Regions from separate parts of the Mus musculus genome. Here all the other regions are linked to region 2. Evidence: chromatin loops called from intact Hi-C (ENCODE). Cell type or tissue: left cerebral cortex. All regions are shown on one strand.

Evidence for each region. A loop is a pair of places that touch in the nucleus more often than their neighbours do. Peaks named below come from ENCODE experiments on the same cell type or tissue, not always from the same donor. Only the 100,000 strongest peaks of a DNase experiment are listed, where the experiment ranks them.
Region 1: it touches region 2 in a loop (2.9-fold over the local background); 6 of 42 quality-filtered maps call a loop at or near these places.
Region 3: it touches region 2 in a loop (3.0-fold over the local background); 17 of 42 quality-filtered maps call a loop at or near these places.
Region 4: it touches region 2 in a loop (2.9-fold over the local background); 8 of 42 quality-filtered maps call a loop at or near these places.

The regions. Positions count from the first base shown.
Region 1 is chr9:94,738,750-94,743,749 of GRCm38, reverse strand. The region is part of intron 4 of Slc9a9 (solute carrier family 9 (sodium/hydrogen exchanger), member 9); the gene reads right to left. Among named protein-coding and RNA genes, the nearest start is that of Mir7656, 11 kb to the left of the region's middle. In left cerebral cortex, a CTCF peak has its summit at 4,769 (motif pointing left); DNase peaks (open chromatin) are centred at 280, 2,259 and 4,750; H3K27ac peaks cover 821 bases.
Region 2 is chr9:95,850,557-95,855,556 of GRCm38, reverse strand. 1700065D16Rik (RIKEN cDNA 1700065D16 gene) reads left to right here. Exons shown (of 2, transcript NM_001271569.1): 2 at 1-139. The coding sequence ends at 109. Among named protein-coding and RNA genes, the nearest start is that of Atr, 4.5 kb to the left of the region's middle. In left cerebral cortex, a CTCF peak has its summit at 2,429 (motif pointing right); DNase peaks (open chromatin) are centred at 2,440 and 2,722.
Region 3 is chr9:95,748,011-95,753,010 of GRCm38, reverse strand. Trpc1 (transient receptor potential cation channel, subfamily C, member 1) reads left to right here and starts at 2,663. Exons shown (of 13, transcript NM_011643.4): 1 at 2,663-3,343. The coding sequence starts at 3,172. Pls1 (plastin 1 (I-isoform)) reads left to right here. Exons shown (of 16, transcript NM_001033210.3): 16 at 1-369. In left cerebral cortex, CTCF peaks have their summits at 2,027 and 2,725; DNase peaks (open chromatin) are centred at 2,648, 3,394 and 4,417; H3K4me3 peaks cover 2,998 bases; H3K27ac peaks cover 1,237 bases.
Region 4 is chr9:95,706,890-95,711,889 of GRCm38, reverse strand. It overlaps Trpc1 (transient receptor potential cation channel, subfamily C, member 1), which reads left to right. Exons shown (of 13, transcript NM_011643.4): 10 at 1,599-1,774; 11 at 3,043-3,244; 12 at 3,495-3,689; 13 at 4,923-5,000. Gm39407 (a long non-coding RNA gene) reads right to left here and starts at 4,982. Exons shown (of 3, transcript XR_871033.3): 1 at 4,901-4,982; 2 at 4,174-4,260; 3 at 3,203-3,289. In left cerebral cortex, a CTCF peak has its summit at 2,765 (motif pointing left); a DNase peak (open chromatin) is centred at 1,677.

The DNA.
Region 1 (5,000 bases), 1.1 Mb after region 2:
TTCGAGGGCTTGGCAGGAAACATGAAGATGAGAGGAGGAGGAGGAGGAAGAGGAAGAGGAGGAGGAGGAAGAGGAGGAGGAGGAAGAGGAAGAGGAGGAAGAGGAAGAGGAGGAAGAGGAGGAGAAGAAGGAGGAGGAGGAAATGATCAAAGGCAAGGCAGTCACTAGGCAGAGGTAACAGCAGGAAAAGTATGCAAACAGGAAGGCAGAGCCAGTCCTCTCTGGCCACCAACTGCAGGGATTTTCAAGCCTTCTCCCTTTCATCCTCTTCCATCAGCCTGGACCTTTCCCAGACTGCCCAATTTAAGAAACTCTGCATTTTGTGTCTTGCCCTTAACTAAAAGTAGAATCCTGTCTTAATGACTACCATTTATAATGCCCAGTTCTACATAATGAGGTCATTGCCAACTCACGGTCAACAGCCCTCACCCACAGTGCTGCAGTGTATACAATTAGCCTCCTTAAATGAAAAATTCATCTAAGTATCAAGTTATGATTTATTTAAGGCAATCCTGGTTTATATATCTATTAAATAGTGTTCTGTTGAAAAATAGAAAGGACTTTTGGATTTGTTTGTTTGGATTTTTGAGATAGGATTTCACTATAACGTTGAAGCGGGCTTTGAACACCCAATCTTCCAGTCTCTTGGATTACAGGCATGTCAGCCATCCCTGGCTAGAAGCTACTTTTGAAAGATCATGCTGTGATGTTCTCAATGAATCTGGTGTCGGTTCTCAGAGTATTGTCTTGCATTTGTTTGCTTCTTCTGAGTAGAGAACCTTTGCCACGTCGAAGACCCAATGGTCCTAGAAAAAGTCCTTGCTGGCGAGTTACCGTTGCAGTTTTGAGGAGATTAAAATAGTATCCCAGAAAATATTACAACTTGAATATTAAATGTCTGGTATGGGGTTATGTGTTTGAACACCTGGTCCCCAGTTAGTGGCACTGTTTGGGAAGGTTGTAGAACATTTAGGAAGTGGAACCTTACTGCAGGAAGTAGAAATAGGGGGTAGATCTTGAGCCTTTATAGCCCAGTCCTAATTCATGTTCCCAGTCTTATGCTGTTGACCTAAACATGTAGGTTCAGAGTCAGGGGAAGGGCAAGGAGTTGTCCCTTTGTCATGAAATCTAACAAACATTCCATTTATTTGGAATCTAACATTTCCCTGATCACTTCAGACTCCCAATGCCCTCAAGTCAACAGACATGAAAGATACAAGATTGAAGGGGTCTTTGGGTCTTCTTACATTGTACCAAGGATATAGAGAGCTACTAAGGTCAAGAAATATGTGACAGGGTCAAAGTACCTGCAAAGATGCTACCATAAGAAACTGAGGCCACTTGAGAAACTGGAAGATCTCACTATAACGTTGAAGCAGGCCTTGAACACCCAATCTTCCAGCCCAGAGCCAGCAGGATGTCCATAGACAAAAACTGCACTCAGAGTGAACCTATCCTATGAGAGAGGTTATGCGTGCTACAGAGCAGAGCTGGTAGCAAAGCTACCTAAGCTATTTGGACTGAGATGATTCCACCATGAGTCCCAAATGCCAGGCATGGAGGTACAGGGTCTTTTTCCTCCATTCTGGGTGCCATCTTTCTTCAGATCACTCATTCTTTATTATGCTCCATTTCTCCTTTTTTCAAATATGAGTGTATACGCTGCACCCTTGTATGTCAGAAGCATATACTTTAAAAATGTTTATTTATAGAGAGTCACAATTAGGAGATTGCCTCAAGTTTCTAAAAAGACTTTAGACTTTGGATTTTTTTTTTTTAATATTGTTGAGACTATTAAAGACCAGAAGGAACTTGCAAAGTTGGGTGGGATATGTTTTGCATCAAGACTTGGCCATGGGCCTGTGAGCGGCAGAAGTAATTTAAATGTACATAGCCCCACATAGGCGCAGATATTTCAACCCTTGGTCCATACTTAGTGGTGATGTTTGGAAGGTTGTAGAACCTTTAGAAGGTGGAACCTTGCTGAGGTGTGTGTGGGGTTGGGGACAGGCTGTGAGACTTTACATGCCAGCTCCACCTCTTGTTCAGTAGATGCTGGCATAAAGTGAACAGCCTGCCCCATGTCTTCCCTGATCACTACCCTGCCTTCCCCACCGCAATAGACTATATATCCCTGGAATTGGGAGCCAAAAGAGCCTTCTCTCCATGAAGTTAGTTTTGAGGGTGTATTTTGGTTCCAGCAACAGAAACGTTACTAACACAGGCAGACTTGTAGCTGCTTGGAGACAAGATTGTTGGCTGAGAACCTGAGCCGAGGTGGGGTGGTGGGATGATAACAGAATTACTAGCAGACAATTTCAGACCTCCAACCTACAGCAGAGTCAGAGCCAAGCAAATCCAGACCTTAAGATGAAATCTGTGCCATTTAATAATTATCTCAACTATCTCAAACTAATATTTATTAGTTACATGGCGGGCATCCCGTTCTCAGCTTTACAAGTATTCACTCTTTTTTATCTTACCAACATTGTGGGTTCTCTTATTTCCCAGCTGAAGACACCACGATAAAGTTAAATAAGCTGCCAATTTTGTGTAAGGAAAAGGAAGGATTGGAGAAATCTTTCTGGTCATAATCGCTGTCTATAACTATTTGGCAACACTATAACTTTCCACATCAAACATGTCATGCCAGTCAGTAGATGACAGATTATCTGAGGACTGCCAATGTCGTCCCCAGAGAGTTCCCCACACCAGAGGTCAGACTTGTCAAATCAAAATGGGCATATGGCCCAACCACCCACTCAACTCTCCTCCTGGATACTAAGCACTAGGATTGAAATGACATTTTTATGATTGGTCTTTTTTTCTGCTGAGAAACAGTACAATCTCTTTAACAGTTGCTTTCCTTTTTACTGGACACACACACACACACACAGAGAGAGAGAGAGAGAGAGAGAGAGAGCCCATGAGCAGACACAAAGAGATGCACAGAGATACAAAGTGAGCAATTGCTGTCTAGCACCTACATCCAGGACTTTCTTGAGACCCAGTCTCCTTTTCTGGCAGCAGATTTGATGAAAGCTAAGCTATCCAAGCTGCTCCATATTCCTTACTGTCAGTCAGGTCACCATCCTGACTCAAACCCCACAAAGGGTCTGTGTGGTCCCTCCTTGTCCCTGTTTAATGCACCTTATGCATTTCTGTCTTCTTTCTGGTAAGGTATCATCCTTCCTTAAGTCTGGGCAGGATTCAGTGTTAGAGAGCTCTAAGAGCATCGGGAAGAAGCACATGTCTGTTTTCTATTGGAAAGACTGGCAACAAAACTACCCAGCCAAAGTCACTGCAGGTCAGATCCCCGAGTGCAGAGCTCACACACTGCATTGTGAGCGTTGGGGAACACTGCAGACGGGCTGAGAAAATAGACAGACTCAGAGCCTTAATCTCACCATGTGCTTCCTGAATTTCCCCAAACAGCCTTCTTTAGACAACATGTCCAGACGAGCTACATGCTGCCAACATGGAAAAGACAGGAAACCCTGGCTTTATAGAGACAGTTAAAATAGTAACTACTACTGTCATACCTAATAGCACAAACACTGTTTGTCTTCATAGAATACTTTCATTGAATTTGAGTTGCTTCAATTTAATTGAAAGCAAATGACACGAAATCCTTAATAAACAGCAGAATCGGATAGAAGCACAATTTTTATATTTCAAAACAAAACTTGGCAATATCTTCTATTAATTGTAAGGTGATCATCAAAGCGACTTCGCCATATGAACCCTACTTCTGTGATTATCTCCCCCAGGTTGGCCTGAGCTTCCTGGAGTGATTCAAGAGTGTGTTTATGAAGGTCCTGCGACCTTCCCTCTTTTACAAATAAAAAATGCTTAGGTCTAAAGGAAGCTACACAGCTCAGGAGCAGGTTGGCACTGAAGTGTGAGTCAGTGGTTTCTGGTAAAGGCAATTAGCATTTTACCTGAGAAGGCTGAGTTTTCAGGGTCCTGACTGTAGGCTGTGGAGTTCTGATACCAGAACTCAAGTAAGGGAACAGACAGAAGCTACCGGCAGAATCAGAAGCCCAGATGGAAGCAGTTGGTCCTGGATCTATCCTTTCCCACAAACAAAAGAGAATTACTTAGTAGGTCTCAGGCTTTTTTTTTTTTTTTTTTACATATTTGACCAAGATGTCCTTAAATGCCTGATATAAGATATTACCACTGGGTTTTGGGTGGCAACAGACCTAACCAGTGTGACAATGTGGAAATTCACAAGGTACAACTCACAGTGGCATTCAGAGATGCACATTGGCCACCAAAGCAAGAAGTATTTAGTGCACACGTCTTAGAGTGCGCATCTTTCTCTTTTTTTCCATTGATGTTTACTTGCTAGACTCTGAACAAAGAGATTTTTAAGTTGCAAGAATCCAGACATCTGATTTAAAATATCTTCATAAACAAATCAGTCCCAACAGTTGATGTGTGGTTTGGTCACTGTGGCTTCGCAGAGACAAACACAACCCCTTCCATCTCTCTTTGATAATAAAATATCAGCACGGGATGTACCCTCCCACTTCTTCATATCAATTCAGCCTTCTGTGATAGGTGTTACTAAAAAATCCTTTGAAGTGCTTGTTTGGACATGCAGGATTTTCTTTAATACACCAACTGATAAATAATTCCTCTCTGCAATCTTTCAAACTGGAAAAAAATAGTCTTGAAAATTGAAGGGAAGAAAAAAATGCATTTCACATGTCTTCATGTGCGCCATAAACCATAGACTATGGCTCAGGAGCGCCACCTAGTGGAAATCTAGAGGTAAGGAGTATTGAAAACCCAGAATACAGAAAACATGGAATGAGGCATCAAGTCAGAGGAATTATCTCTTTTCCATATAAAGTGTGTGATAAGACAACAGGTACATTTATCTCCAAAATTATTATCTATTGTCTTCTCTGCTAAGATATACTAAGATCTCTGATCCTTCAGTGCTCCCTTTTGAAACATTGTCCCAGGACAGTTGTGATCTTTCCTCTTCA
Region 2 (5,000 bases):
TGTGGATCAAGATGTAAGCACTCAGCTAATTCACCAGCGCCATGCCTGCCTGCCTGTCGCTTTGGTCTCTGCCATAATAGTCATGGATTCCAACCCTCTGAAACTGTAAGCAAACCCCCAATAAACTGTTAATCTCTAAGTTGCCTTGGTCATAGTGTCTCTTTTTCCAGCAACAGAACAGCAACTAAGACTCATGCCTTCCTTTATGCTAGACAGACACCTAGACAGACCTTCCAGATGATCTTGGAAGCAGCCCCACAGACTGGGATCACACCCCTGAAATCTTTCTCTCCTTTCAAAGCTGCTGTAAGGAACTGACAGGCGCAGCTAGCTGTGGTCAGGAGTCTCACAAGCCTGCATGCCTCTGTCCTCACAGCACTCATAAAAAACAATAGCCTCATCTCACTACCTCACTGCTGCCCAGGGGCCAAGGCAGCTTGACTAATGTCACACATTAACTACCCCATTCCCCTAGCCAGTGTCTCCTTGACTCCTGTCATCCATGTCCCGCAACACAGGTCATCTATTAACTAAGCCTGCTTCCTCAGAGTGCAAGGATCACACCCTCCCTTAGAAGCCTTTAAGAATGTGCACTGGCTTGGTTTTGTATGCTGGGGACTGAAGCCTCTTTCCTTAGGCCCCAGCTGTTCTGCCTGTGGAGTTAATAACTGTCTTAATAAAGCTCTCAGTGCCTTCCTCCCGGGTCCACCTCCCCTCCTCTCATGGCTTTCAGATGGCTAAGTCCAATAGAGACTGATCACTTTTTTCTTCTTACACGATTTGCCGGTCTAGATTGCTGCATCCCTGGAATGTGTTCTCTGATTAGCCCGTGTTTTAGCAGTATGTCCTTTGCCATCTTTCTTCACTTTTCCTTAGGGGTTTCCCCCTCTCTTTTTTCTTTTTCCCCCTCCCCAACTGCACGGCACCAGGGGTCTTCATTGCTCCTTTTTATTCTTGGGTAACTTTATTCCTTCTGAAGACCTCAGGTAACTCCCATCGCTTGAGCACTCTGGAGCTCACTACCTGTTCCCTGCGAACTCTTCGGGCTCTGTTTCATCTGTCTACCTCTTTACCGGATTTTACTACCTTAAATGTTCTCAGGCACTTTATTTTTGTTTGTTTGTTTTTTTTAATAACAAGAAAACAAAGCAGAACACGTCTACAGGGAAGGCGAGCTAGACCGGGTCTCACATGCTTAGACTAGCCTTGAACGCTTGCTTCTCCTCCTCCACCTCCCAAAGACAGGGCTTTCAGAGCTGCACTAACACAAATATAACAAAAGTAGGTAAATAAATCTACCACCCACCCAAGAGTTCTCTCATTTGGTCAAGTCTCTGTCCCCACTGTTCCCACTTGGGCATCTGACCTGGGACCTTGTGCAAGTATTCTACTGAACTACACACCCCAGCCTTCACCAGTCTCTGTTAATTTACGAACACCCTTCCAATGCCCCCTTTCCCCAGGTGGGTAATTTTAAATGAAATCCCAGATGTACCATCAATGTATCTGTGATTGCTTTGGTTTGTATTTCTAGAATTCTATTTCCTAAATATCAAACCCACAGATTTCCTGTCAGATCTCATCACCACATTCTGTTCTCAGTTGATCATCACGCCTTGTCTAACTTATTTCCCAAGCGTTCTAGGGTGTGTTAGTGCAGGTCTGTAATCCCAGTCTTTGGGAGGTGGAGGCTGGAGGAGCTGGGGCTCAAGGCTAGTCTGGGTACGTGGGGCCCTGTCTAGCTTGGTTTCCCAAGGCTTACTTTTTCTTTAACCCATCCTCTATATTGGGGGCTTCCTGCCTTTTTTTTTAGGTTAATAGTATTGTTAAAAAAATTTAAATATATGTTTTAAGTTTTGCTTGTTTTGTTTGAGACAGGGTCTTGGTGTGTACCATTGGCCAACCTGCAACTCAATCCAAGCTGGCCTTGAACTTGCAATGATTCTATTACCTACCATACCCCTGTCTCCTGAATGTGGGGATTACAGTGTGAACCACTATGTCCAGGAAGTATATGTCTTTGTGTACAGGTTTTATTAAGCATGTAGATTCAGTACTACATTCTACAATACATAATGTAAATCGTAAAATATAAATCTTAAGTGAGATTATGTAAGCCACTTTAGAAATTACTTTCTGTACTTAAATGTCTACTGCCTTAGTATACAAACTCATTTGGTAATTTGTGTATTTTCCTTTCTGTGGTGTTGAGGACAGAACCTAGGGCCTCATGCATGCGTGTCTAGCATTTGGGAAGATGGTGTTTGGGGAGGCAGGTGAAGCTCTAAAGCAGAAAGTTTGGTATATCCAATGTCCCTGCTATTTGCTAAGCTTTGTGTCCTAGGAGTGTGAACAAAGTTATACTAACCAACCTGAAAATTTTTCATTAGTCATGTATATAGGATTTTCCGTTAGTGAGAGTTACTATCAAAATGGCCGCTAGGTGGCAGTACAGCCCCATTGAGACTTTTGTGACTGCAGTGCTGAACATGCTGTTTTTCATTTACTGTATTATGTCAGGGTTTCATTGTATAATGCACCGTGGAAAGGGCATACATTTTAGTAAATCCTAAATGAGACAAGAGTGTAAACAGTTTCAAAGTTTCTGTACTTGGTATATGAGTTAGTTCTGTTATTGGTGCATTGTTACTTTTTGTGGCGCTGGCTATAGAATATGAGGCCTCTGCATGCTTACTTAATAAGCCCTCTGGTACCAAGCTATCACCAGTCCTCCATAGTTGATGTAATTTCAGGAAGGCTTGGAGCTGTTCTACTCTATAGAATACAGCCTTTGCAAAAGTCAAGCCTTCTCCAGTAGGATGGTTATGGATTGATTATTGTACATGGGTGAAAGTTACAAGGGAGAATAGGTCTGTTGTTATCTGCTGGGTATAGTCTCAAGTGATGGGCGCTCTAACTATGAACCATCATTCTGAAACTTTGTAAAGGAAAACAATAATAATTCCCTGGAGACAGACTGCACAAGTGTACCCGTCTCATTTAGTAGAGACACGGAAATAAAACCCAGACCGAATCTACTCAGCAAAGCCATTTGTCTTTCCATTTCTACAACAGTTGTGTGTATATATACACACATATACACATACATACATACATACACACACACACACATACATACATACATACATATATACATACGTACAAAAACTAAGGCTTCACTGAATTTAGAAGTGATTTATAAAGGACAAAGACTACCCACACACATGGTAGCTTTCTGAATAGGTAACAAATTGTTGTCATTGAAATTGAAAAGGTTTCCAATATGACCCTGAGGGTGTATAAAATATAACAGTAATGATTAGAATAATTGTTTTTTACTGTTTTCAAAATACTTTCCTGTTCCAGGTAGTCGTTCAAGCTGATTAAGCAGGAGGGAAAGCTCTGAAATGTGACCAAGCACCACAATAACCTTTAAGGAGAGCTCCGTAAAGCGGGCTTCTGGAAACATGCCCAGAGGTTCAGAGGAAAGAGAAGTCAGAAAGGAAGTTCAGATTTTACATATCTTTTTTCAGTTACAGGTAAATGTAGAAAATAATTACTTCTGGCTTTCAGAAAGGCAGCGTCAGAGAGTGGGGGCAGGCAGGTCATGCACCTGGGTTCTTGTGTCACCAAGCGGCCCAGAATCTCGAGACGCTGTCGCTTTGATGCCTGCATAATTTCATCTGTAAGCAGCGATGGGTGTCTGGGGAGTGTGGCTCTGCCATGCTGCTGCATGTCTGTTTGTCTGTTTTCTCGGATGGCTTGCCATCTGTCTCAGCTAACGTGTGAGACTCCTGTCCCCACTGCCGCTGCTCAGTGCGCTCACTTCCCTCTAGGACAGTTGTTCAGTTCCAGTTGCCCTGACTCGTCTCTGTCCACTTCAAACGCCAGACTGCCCATTTAGCTTTAAATTCCCATCACACCTTCACATTCCTGAAGGCTGACTTTTTTATGTTTGTTTCTTTGTTTGTTTGTTTTTTGACAGGGTTTCTCTGTGTAGCCCTGGCTGTCCTGGAACTCACTCTGTAGACCAGGTTGGCCTCAAACTCAGAAATCCACCTGCCTCTGCCTCCCAAGTGCTGGGATTAAAGGCATTCGCCACTACTGCCCGGCTAAAGGCTGACTTTTAGACACACAGCAGCCCTAGCAGGAGAGGAAAGGATCAAACAGAAGGGGTGGAGACTTGTTTCCAGCTCTGTCTTATTCCTTAGATTATTCTTTTTCTCCTCTAAGTGATGTTTTTAAAAAATAAAATTAACATAAATCCAGAGCTGAACTGAATGTTGTTAAACTGGATATTGCCCTTTTCCCTTCTATTGCTTTCTACTTAATTCTATTTAAAAAAAAAAAAGCTAAATAAACTCAAAATGTTTATCTTATACTTCCTGGTTTTCTTCAGCATGCATCACGGTTAGACTTGGTACCCATCAACAGATGGATGGATAAAGGCAGTGTGGTTTGTATACACAATGAAATACTATTCAGTCATAAAGATGAATGAAATAATGACATGTGCAGGCAGCTGGGCAGGGCTGGAGATTACTATGTTACCAAATAATCAGACTCAGAAAAGACAAATATCATGTTTTCTCTCATGTGTGGAGTCTAGATAAAAAACAATAACCAAACCAATGACTCACTGCAGTGAACATTTGCAAGTGAAGATGTGTGACACACTGTGACATGCTACAGCTATTGTGACAAGATGTTTCCTATGCTTTGGTTTGGTTATTTTTTGTTTTTGTCTTTGTATTTTGCCTTATTTTTTCTCTCTCTCTCTCTCTCTCTCTCTCTCTCTCTCTCTCTGTGTGTGTGTGTGTGTTATTTTGGTGGGGAGGTTGCAAGGGCAGCGGGAAGATATAATGAGACGGAGAGATGAGTGGGACTGGGTTGCAGGATGTGAAACTCACAAAGAATCAATAAAAAGTTTTAAAACAACAACAATAACTTGAAAATAGAAGAGGTATTTGGGGAGAGAAATGTGACAAGAAAAGGACAAG
Region 3 (5,000 bases), 100 kb after region 2:
GGAAAGTGCTGTCACCTCTCTCCGTGTGAATGGGTTGTCCGCCTCCTCCTTGTCCACTGATCAGAACATACAGCAGGAGGGAGAGTGTCTGTGTGTTTAGGGTAGACTTTTATAAATGAAGTACTGACAGGTGGGATTCTGAAATATATTCTTCTACATGAAATGTCTTCGCCTTTTATATTTTGGTGATTGTTTTCTTATATGAAGACACAATGCTTCCGCTCCTTTCCTGAGATTATTTAAATCAAACCTCTCTGATTTTTCCCGCTGTCATATTTACTAAAACAATCTGAATTACATGGAATTTAGCACTTTAAGGTGTTCTTTTTCTCACGAAATATATTTAATAAAAATGCTGTGTATGTAGAATTTGTGTTTATTTCATTTAAAGAATAGAGAACCTTCAATACTGATCTGTTAGAAGCTTATTTCCTCACAAAAGACTGCAACTCCTATGTGAAGTAACACAAAAGCTGTTTCTTTAGTGTTTTTTCTTTCATATGAGAAAAAAATTAATTCTAAAATTCTAGTGTTTTTATTATCATTGTATGTATGGATGATACATGTGTATGGGCATGCATGCTTACATGTGGATATCAGAGAACAAATTTGTTGGGTCAGTTTTCTCCTTACACCTTCATGGGAATCGAACTCAGGGCTTCAGGTTTGAACAACCAGCACTCTTATCCACTAAGCCATCTCACCAGCCCTCATATGAAGATTAAAAAAAAAAAAAAGACAAACTGCGTGATTGTTATAAACTTAGTTTGTGATGAAATCATTTGAGTGGATAAAATAATTAGCATTAATTTATTGTCTCCAGTGTCCAAGTACCACAACTAGATTCTTGGACCTCAGCTAAGACAAGTAGAAACAGCCTTTTGACTTACATCCTAGTAGAGACGGCCAGCCAATAAAGCAACAACAAGAAATGAAGCAGGGAAGAAACCGAGAGACCATTGGAGTGGGGGGAGATTTGCTGCAGACTGACTGAGAGCAGAGGGGGAGGTTTTCTGGGTAGCGAGGTCAGGGCTCTCTGAGGAAAAGCAATCGAGTGGGCGCCATGAAAAAGAGACAGATGTGCTCCTCGGGAGTAAAGGGAGGAGAACATGAAAAATATCAGTAGCATCCTACTTGTAGGACTAGATCTAAATCTGAGTTTCTTTCCCCTCTCTGGCTGGAGTTGTGATTCCTCTTTTGGTTTCTGTTTTGTTTGCCTGTGACTTGATGGAGTTGCTTAGAGTAATATGCCACTTTTGAGTTTTTTGAATACCATTGTTCATCATAACTCCAATACTGATCTACATATCACATGTGCTAAGTATGTAGGTATTGTTAGAATGTCCCAATTTATGCCCGCTGAGCAGTTTGTCTGTATCGGAGACAATCCAAAAGCCTGCATTATAATTATCAGCTTGCCTGAAGTAGGCTCTCTAGTGCTTTGGAAGGTCTCTTAAGATTACTACCAAAGAGGGTTGGAATTCCCTCCAGTCTTAGAAAGTAATCCAGTCCCATAGTTCTTTGGATAAAGAATCTGTGTATGGCTGTGAGTCATTTGAGTTAACTTCAAATACTGAAATTTCAGATAGCGCAGGATTAGATTTCTACTACTGGCTAAACATTTTGCTGAGCAACAAAGGAGGTGCATATACAAATGTATGGGCGCTCCTCTCTCCCACTGGCTTCACCTTGAGCCTCTTGGAAATTTCACCAAACTCATAAACTTGGAAGTGTATTAAACATTACACGACAACGGGGAGATCATTTAGAAACAAAAACTGGAGCAACTTGAGATTATCATTTACATCAAATACAGAAAACGTTTGAAAAGATGACTTCGACATCAAAGACTTTTAGAGAATATCTAAAGAGAACATTGATTTTTAAGAATTAGTAAGTTAAATGTTGAAAGAGAAACTAATGGGACAAAGTAGCCTGAATAGGAGAGGCAGTATTCCCCTCAAATTTAAGTACATTTATCCATTGCTTTAAAAATCTAAATCTTAAACGTAGAGTTCAGATTTTCCCCCTAGTGTTGACTGCAGGAAGCAATTAAAAATTATTGAAAAGATGCAGTTTTCAAGTCGCATTTGCTGGACGTCAGACAATTGTTGTCTAAATAGCGAATCTCTTAAAATTAGATAGGATAAATATAACGAATCCACTAAAAGGACTTGTATGGCGAGTAACTCCTAAACTGTGCTTATGCAACGGTTATAGGTCGCCTTTGACTTACATGCGAATACTTTTATAGTGACTTTGGAAATATCAGGAATGTTAGACCATATTAAATCACAAAGATTGTTTTTAAAACGCCTTTAGGAACGAGGGAACTGTAAACACAAACTCCATAATCAGGTTGCTTTGGCCAGGCTTTAGGACAATTCCGTACAGGATTTCAAGTAAACGTTAATCCTTCAGAAGCTCCTTGGCCCTTTTCTGTGCTGCAGTAGCAGCAGCAGCACAAACAGGCAGCGGATAAAATTACCTGAAATCCGCCACCAAGCGGTTCCCATGCCCTCAGGTGCTCAAAGATGCTGCAGACGCGCCCAAGATGCTAGGCGACCGACCAGAGAGGCGCGTCAGCCCTGGAGCCCCGCCCCTACAAGCCCCGCCCCTAGCCCGGCTTCGCCTTAAGCCCCGCCCCGGTGTCGTCGCCTCCGCGGGGCTGAGGATGACGTGAGGAGAAAGCCGCGAACCTCTGCCTCCTGTGGGTGCTGCTGGGCCAGCGGTTCCCACAGCCCCGGAGCCAGACGTGCTGCGAAGCGCACCGCCGAGCTCTCCGGCCGGCGGCCCCCTCACTCCCTCCCAGGCCGGGCCGCTCCCTGTGCGGCCCCTGCGGCTCCTGGCACGGCCCCGCGCTCGGCTGCCGCCCTGGCGCGCTCCACTCTGTCGTCCCCGGACGGGCGCGGACCAGCTCGACCGGGGCGCCGGCGGCTGGGCAGAGGGCGCTGGCCCCGGGGCCGCGCCAGCGCGGCCACCAACCTGGGGCTGTCCGTGGAGGGCGAGTGCTGGTTTCGGGGCGAGGCGACGCCCTTCGGGGCCAACGGGCCGCACGCCGATGTGGCCGTGGGAACGACTCACCCGTTTTCCAGCTCGGGGTCGGGGTCGGGGTCGGCGCCCATGGGGGCCCCGCCTCCGTCTCCTGGCCTGCCCCCGTCGTGGGCCGCGATGATGGCGGCCCTGTACCCGAGCACGGACCTCTCGGGCGTCTCCTCCTCCTCCCTGCCTTCCTCCCCATCCTCCTCGTCGCCCAACGAAGTGATGGCGCTGAAGGATGTGCGAGAGGTGAAGGAGGAGAACACCTTGAATGAGAAGCTTTTCTTGCTGGCGTGCGACAAGGGTGAGAGCTAGGCCCCCTTCTCCACCTCCGGACACCCTAGCACCCACTCCCCGGGTCCGGCCCCTGCCTCAACTTAACTCCTGGCACTCGTGCTTTTCCTTGTGTGCAGCGGCTATTCCCACCTCTGTGCAGCCCGCAGGACTTCTGCCTAATTGAGCTTGAGCAGCAGGCAGGTAGGGCGGGGGCGGTGGACTCGCGCAGGTGGGACGTTTCCATGGCGAGGAGGGAGCCTTGATCCCAAAGTTGCCCCACTTCTGTCACTAATAAACTCTAGTTTGAAGTTACTTCTTCCTTTGGGAGCCAGAGGCTAGTTTTGGACCTAATCCGAAAATTCTACGAATTTCCCTTAAGACTTCTCCGATTTATGGGCTGTCACCTTGTAGGTTTGTTGTTGTTGTTGTTGTTGTTATTTTTAAAAAAGACTTTTACTTCTGTTTAGCATCAGCCAGCAGTGCCTTAGCCTGTTACAGTTGAGTAGTATCCCATTATCTTTAACACAAATAATACGAAAAATCCTGCCCTAGTTGCCGAAACTTTCCCCAAATTTCTGGAACCCCTTTTAAATGTCGGTATTTTTTATTAGGGAGAAAGATTTATTGCTTCAGAGAGTTGGAGGGAGGCAAAGGTAGTAAAAAAAAAAAAAAAGTAAATATAGGCGAAATAATGTGGAATATACTGGTTTTGAATCTAAAAATTGATCACTTTCTGGCCACATTAAAAGACAAGCATGGAACTTGGTTGCTCCCAGATTGCTTTTATCTCTTATCTGAAAAACAAAAAAAGTACTGAAACATTCTCATTCCTCAGTTAAGCAGTTGGATGTTGAAAGGCAGTGTTTATTTGGGAAAACGTTGTTGGAACCATGCAGACTTCTGAAGCCTACTTCCAGAGGCCAGCTCACACTATGGGAAAACTAGTTACAGAAGTTTTTGGATTTGTTCACATATAGAGGTTTAAGTCAACAACATCTCCCTAAACCTTTTAAAGCATTTGAGATAGGTTTTTGTTTTTTTTTACATGATTATGTTTAATCTTAGCCAGGCCAAAAGGCAATCCCTTCTTGACATTTCATCATGGATTTAGAGCCAGGATGGGGAGGGCAGAATTCCCCGTGTCCCCTGGTTCCTCCTAGTTGTCTTCTGTCACCTTCGTGAGAGGCTTGCTGCATTATAAGGAAGGATGCTTTAGGTTTCTGTAGCAGCTTTGTGTGCCTCGGGGCTCAGGATGGTTTCAAAATGTGCAACATTTCCTGGAGAATATATGCCACTGTTGTATTAACACCTTCCTTAATATATTTAGTGGTACTTTCTGTTTTCCCTATTTTGGAGGAGATTTGAAGGGTGTGAGGTTAGGGAGGAGAGCGGTTTGGGTAATTAAGAAGCAGAGACCTGAGTATTTGGTTGAGAAGTTTTATATTGGTAGTCAGCACCTAATATAAAGATGTGTATGATGAGGAAAATAATTTGCATAAAGGAGGGGTGAAGAGAGTATAATTAGTATGTAGGGTACTGGAGCTATATAGGCATCGTTCTATACAGCTCACAAGTGTCACTGGTTATAGAACTTAAGCACTCTGTACAGGGACATTTTGTAAATCACCAAAGCTTTAGAACACACTAGTTGAGAAGTGTACCATGGGAAGTGGTTCGCGGTTATT
Region 4 (5,000 bases), 140 kb after region 2:
AGCCACATAAATTTTTTTATTGGAAAAAAATTATATTTTGGAAGAATTCACTACATAAGGTGACAAAATTCCAAAATCAAATTACATGAAAATATACATCGCAATTTCTTTGTACAATAGGTGATGAAAATCTGCTGTAAGAAGAAACAAATATGGACTAAGGAGAAGGGTAATAGGACAAATATCATTTTAATAGCAATCCCAGACGTAGAAAGCCTGTAGCTGCGAATGCTATAATCATCCAACCTTAATAGACAACTTAAAGGCGAAAATAAACCAAATCTGGATTTTTGTATTGTTTGAAATAAATTTCACTAAAATGAACTTAGAACAGCCTTTACACTTTGTTTTTAAAGTTCTCAGGAGATAATGACTAGGATCAAGAGCTCTCAACAGCCAGGCGTGGTGGTGCACGCCTTTAATCCCAGTGCTTGGGAGGCAGAGGCAGAGGCAGGCAGATTTCTGAGTTCCAGGCCAGCCTGGTCTACAGAGTGAGCTCCAGGACAGCCAGGGCTACACAGAGAAACCCTGTCTCGAAAAAAACAAACAAACAAACAAAAAAAAACCCAAACAAACAAAAAGAAGCCACATAAATATAAGCATTTATTTTCTTTTTTTTAATTAGGTATTTTCCTTGTTTACATTTTCAATGCTATCCCAAAGGTCCCCCATACTCACCCCCCCAATCCCCTACCCACCCACTCCCCCTTTTTGGCCCTGGTGTTCCCCTGTACTGGGGCATATAAAGTTTGCAAGTCCAAAGGGCCTCTCTTTCCAGTGATGGCTGACTAGGCCATCTTTTGATACATATGCAGCTAAAGACAAGAGCTCCCCAGTACTGGTTAGTTCATATTGTTGTTCCACCTATAGGGTTGCAGTTCCCTTTAGCTCCTTGGGTAATTTCTCTAGCTCCTCCATTAGGGGCCGTGTGACCCATCCAATAGCTGACTGTGATCATCCACTTCTGTGTTTGCTAAGCCCCGGCATAGTCTCACAAGAGAGAGCTATATCTGGGTCCTTTCAGCGAAATCTTGCTAGTGTATGCAATGGTGTCAGCATTTGGAAGCTGATTATGGGATGGATCCCTGCATATGGCAATCACTAGATGTCCTTTCCTTTTATCTCTGCTAACTGGCCTTTAGATAATCTTTATGTTACCAGCAATGGTGATGCTTGCCTATAATCCTAGCATATGAGAAGCTGAGGCAGGAAGATTGTGAGTCTGATGGCAAGATTGTCTGTGTCTCAAAAACAACAACAAATACGAGGAGATGAAGATCTCTGTCCTTCTTCTCCCTCCACAGCAGTGATACCCTTTGAAGACTGTGTGTGACAGGAGCTGTGTATTTAGTACTCATGGTAATGGTTTATAATACAATGGCTTTTGTCAGGTAGCTGGGGTTGTTGGGTTTATTTTTTGTATTCCCACAGCTGGAGCTTTGATGCTCTTAACATAACATATTGAAATTTAACCAGGCTAAATAAAGGGTGTGGCTTATGAATCATGTGTTTGTTTTTCTTTTACTACTGGGTAATTTCATATTTAACACATAGTTTTCCCAACAGTTTTAATGTACACCCATGTGATGTGTCCACAGATTTCAATGGGACAGATGTTACAAGATTTTGGGAAATTTCTGGGAATGTTCCTCCTTGTTCTGTTTTCCTTCACGATTGGACTGACTCAGCTCTATGACAAAGGGTACACTTCCAAAGAGCAGAAGGACTGTGTGGGCATCTTCTGCGAACAGCAAAGCAATGACACCTTCCACTCGTGAGTGTCTTCAGAGTTTACTAGATGGACTTTATTGAGTTCTGTGTGGCTACTCATTACACAAACACAGCTTAAATTGTTCTTTAAAGAAATCCTTTTTGAGTGTCTGTAAGCATTAACAAATGCTCATTTTTCTTGAATCATTTTCATCATCTTTACCTATAGGATCTTAAGTAGTAGATCCAAATCATTCTATGTGTCTTTTCTACTGAAATCTGTCTGAAGAGAGGACATTTGACATTTTTACACTCTTAACACTTTGGGAAATTTCTTCTGTCCATCCCATATATTAGAATGTTCAGCATCTCTGCCTTTAAACTAGTAGTACATGTAGCAACTCTTGGTTACCAGTGCAACCCAGAGCACTCATGTTTTCATTGTTTACAGTTGAGGACTATTAGAGCTTGAGGACCAGTTCCCTGGTATATCATAAAGAATGGTACAGCCACTATAATTTAGACAGAATACTCCACTAGGTTCCTTTTCCAGTGCTGGGGGGGGGGCTTGTCTGAACCAGGGTATGTATACGCCAGGCAAGTGCTAAACACCAAAGTTACACCCCCAGTCTTACTCTCCTCGTCATTAAATAAAATACAGACAAGTATTGACTTGTATATTTGCGTGTTCTTATCATGTGTCAAAGTGTTCCCTCATTTAATGAATAAGATTTCTGGGCTGGCCAAGATAGACAGGCAGTGGGGGTGATCATGTAAGACCTTGCTGTTATTGTAATGATTTGGAGCTATTGTAATTTAAAGTCACCTGAAGGCTGAAGTAGAGGACTGATAGAATCTAACTAGATACCCCATGGACTACTGTATTGGGACTAGAAAGGCAGCAAAAGAAATTAAATAGGAATGATATCTTTGCACATATTTCCTCATTTAAAATAAAATCTTTAGGGGCTGGACAGATGTCCTAGTGGTTCAGAGCACTTACTGCAGAAGACCTGGGTTTGGTTTCCCTCACCCACCTGGTGGCTCACAGCTGTAACTTCAGTTCCAGGGGATTTGGTGCCCTCTTTTGACCTCAACAGGATTCTGCATGCATGTGGTATGCATACATACACTCAGGTACACACACATAAAATAAAAATAACATTAAAAATAAGACTATATATACTGTGAAAATAAAAATAAAACAAAAAATATTTTATAATGTATTATACAAGAATTACTAATGGTTCCTGTATATAGTTTTGACATAAATGCATTATCTGTTCTTGCTAATTCATTTCCTTTTTAAAGAGAATGTACTTGCCCTTACAGGTTCATTGGCACCTGCTTTGCTCTGTTCTGGTACATCTTCTCCTTAGCGCACGTGGCCATCTTTGTCACCAGGTTTAGCTATGGGGAAGAGCTGCAGTCCTTCGTTGGAGCTGTGATTGTTGGAACTTACAATGTTGTGGTTGTGATTGTGCTGACGAAGCTGCTCGTGGCGATGCTTCACAAGAGCTTCCAGCTGATAGCAGTAAGTGCTGTCTTCACATCCCATGAGATGTGGGAAACCAAGTAACTAAGGATGACAGAATCTATGAATAATATTTTAAAATTAAATATAGACTTAAAAATATAATGTCTAGCAACTTCACATCTTTGACCAATTCTTTTAGTCTATAAGATGTGGTAACATACAGACAGTTTTAATCAGTATCTCCACCAACCTTCCCATATGCATTCAGCTTGTGTCCGTTCTTATTTTATCCTGCTTTTCCTCATAGAATCATGAGGATAAAGAATGGAAGTTTGCTCGAGCAAAGCTATGGCTTAGCTACTTTGATGACAAATGTACACTGCCCCCACCTTTCAACATTATTCCTTCTCCAAAGACGATCTGCTATATGATCAGTAGCCTCAGTAAATGGATTTGCTCGCATACCTCGAAAGGCAAGGTCAAACGTCAAAACAGTTTAAAGGTGAGATTAGAGCTTTGAATTGCACCACAGTTTTACAACTGTTCATTTCAATTGTAGTTCTTTCTTTGTCTTATTTATTGATCCTCATTCTTACTATGTAGCTGGCATGGAACTTGGCTTTGTATACCAGGATGGTCTACAATTTGCGTCCTGTGTGTGCCTATGATGGGCTGCGATGGTGGGTGCTTGCTGCCAGCTAAGTCTGGCCGTGCCCAGCTCAGATGCTTCACAGTGCAGATATGCAGGGTTGATAAGAGCTATGCTGACCTGTTTCACTTATATGCCTAATGTGTGATTTACTATATCGTATAAAACTCAATAAATAATTGACAATACAAAATAGAACTAAGGATTTTTTTAGTTGGCTTGGTTCTTTTTTTAGTTTTCAAGTTTCCCTAACACATGAACTCCATTCCCATAGACTTTCACTATAGATTTAAGGAACGATTATTAGTTCATACTGTTTTTAGGTCTTGAAACTTACTCAGTGTATTTCTTATCCAATGTGTGCTTCTTGTAAACCATGGATTGGTAAGTTTCCTAAAAGACCAGACAATAAATATTTCACATTCTGTAAACCAAACAAAACAGAAAACACCATCTCAGAAGTTATATAAGAGAAAATTTCCAGAAACTTATAGATGAAATTAAAAATATATCAGTAGGTAGCAGTTACTGTAAAAGGTTACTAGGGAAAACAGAATTCCCTGTGGTCTGGTTGAATTTTTGCTTAATTAGAGTTGAAAACCAAGTTGTCCATCATGAAATCACTACAGAGATTCATCTGTAAACCCTTGCTTACTCACACAGTAAGAGAGACAGGGATAGTTAGGGGTCTCTCATGGCAGTTTATGTGTCTCTGCAGTAGACCGAGCATCACTGAGACTAAGCTTTTTCAGTGAAATCAGCCTAAATGAGAGTGAATGAAACAGATATGCAGCCTATATTATCTTAAGCATATACTGAGTATGATTTATTCCAAAGTAAACTATCCTCTAAATGTATTGAAAATACATATCTGTGATTCTATTATTTAAATATTGTCTCTAGGGCTGAAGGATGACATGATGGCAGATGTTTGTCTAGCAGGCTTGCGGCCCTGAGCACACCCAGGCACTGCAAATATATATGTATATATGTGTGTGTGTATACATGTTCTTACATGTATATGACTGTACATACACATATGTTGTTCTGCTGTCATTAATTACCATATGGTTGCTTGTTTTGAAGGAGTGGAGAAACTTGAAGCAAAAGAGAGACGAGAACTACCAGAAGGTGATGTGCTGCCTGGTGCACCGCTACCTGACG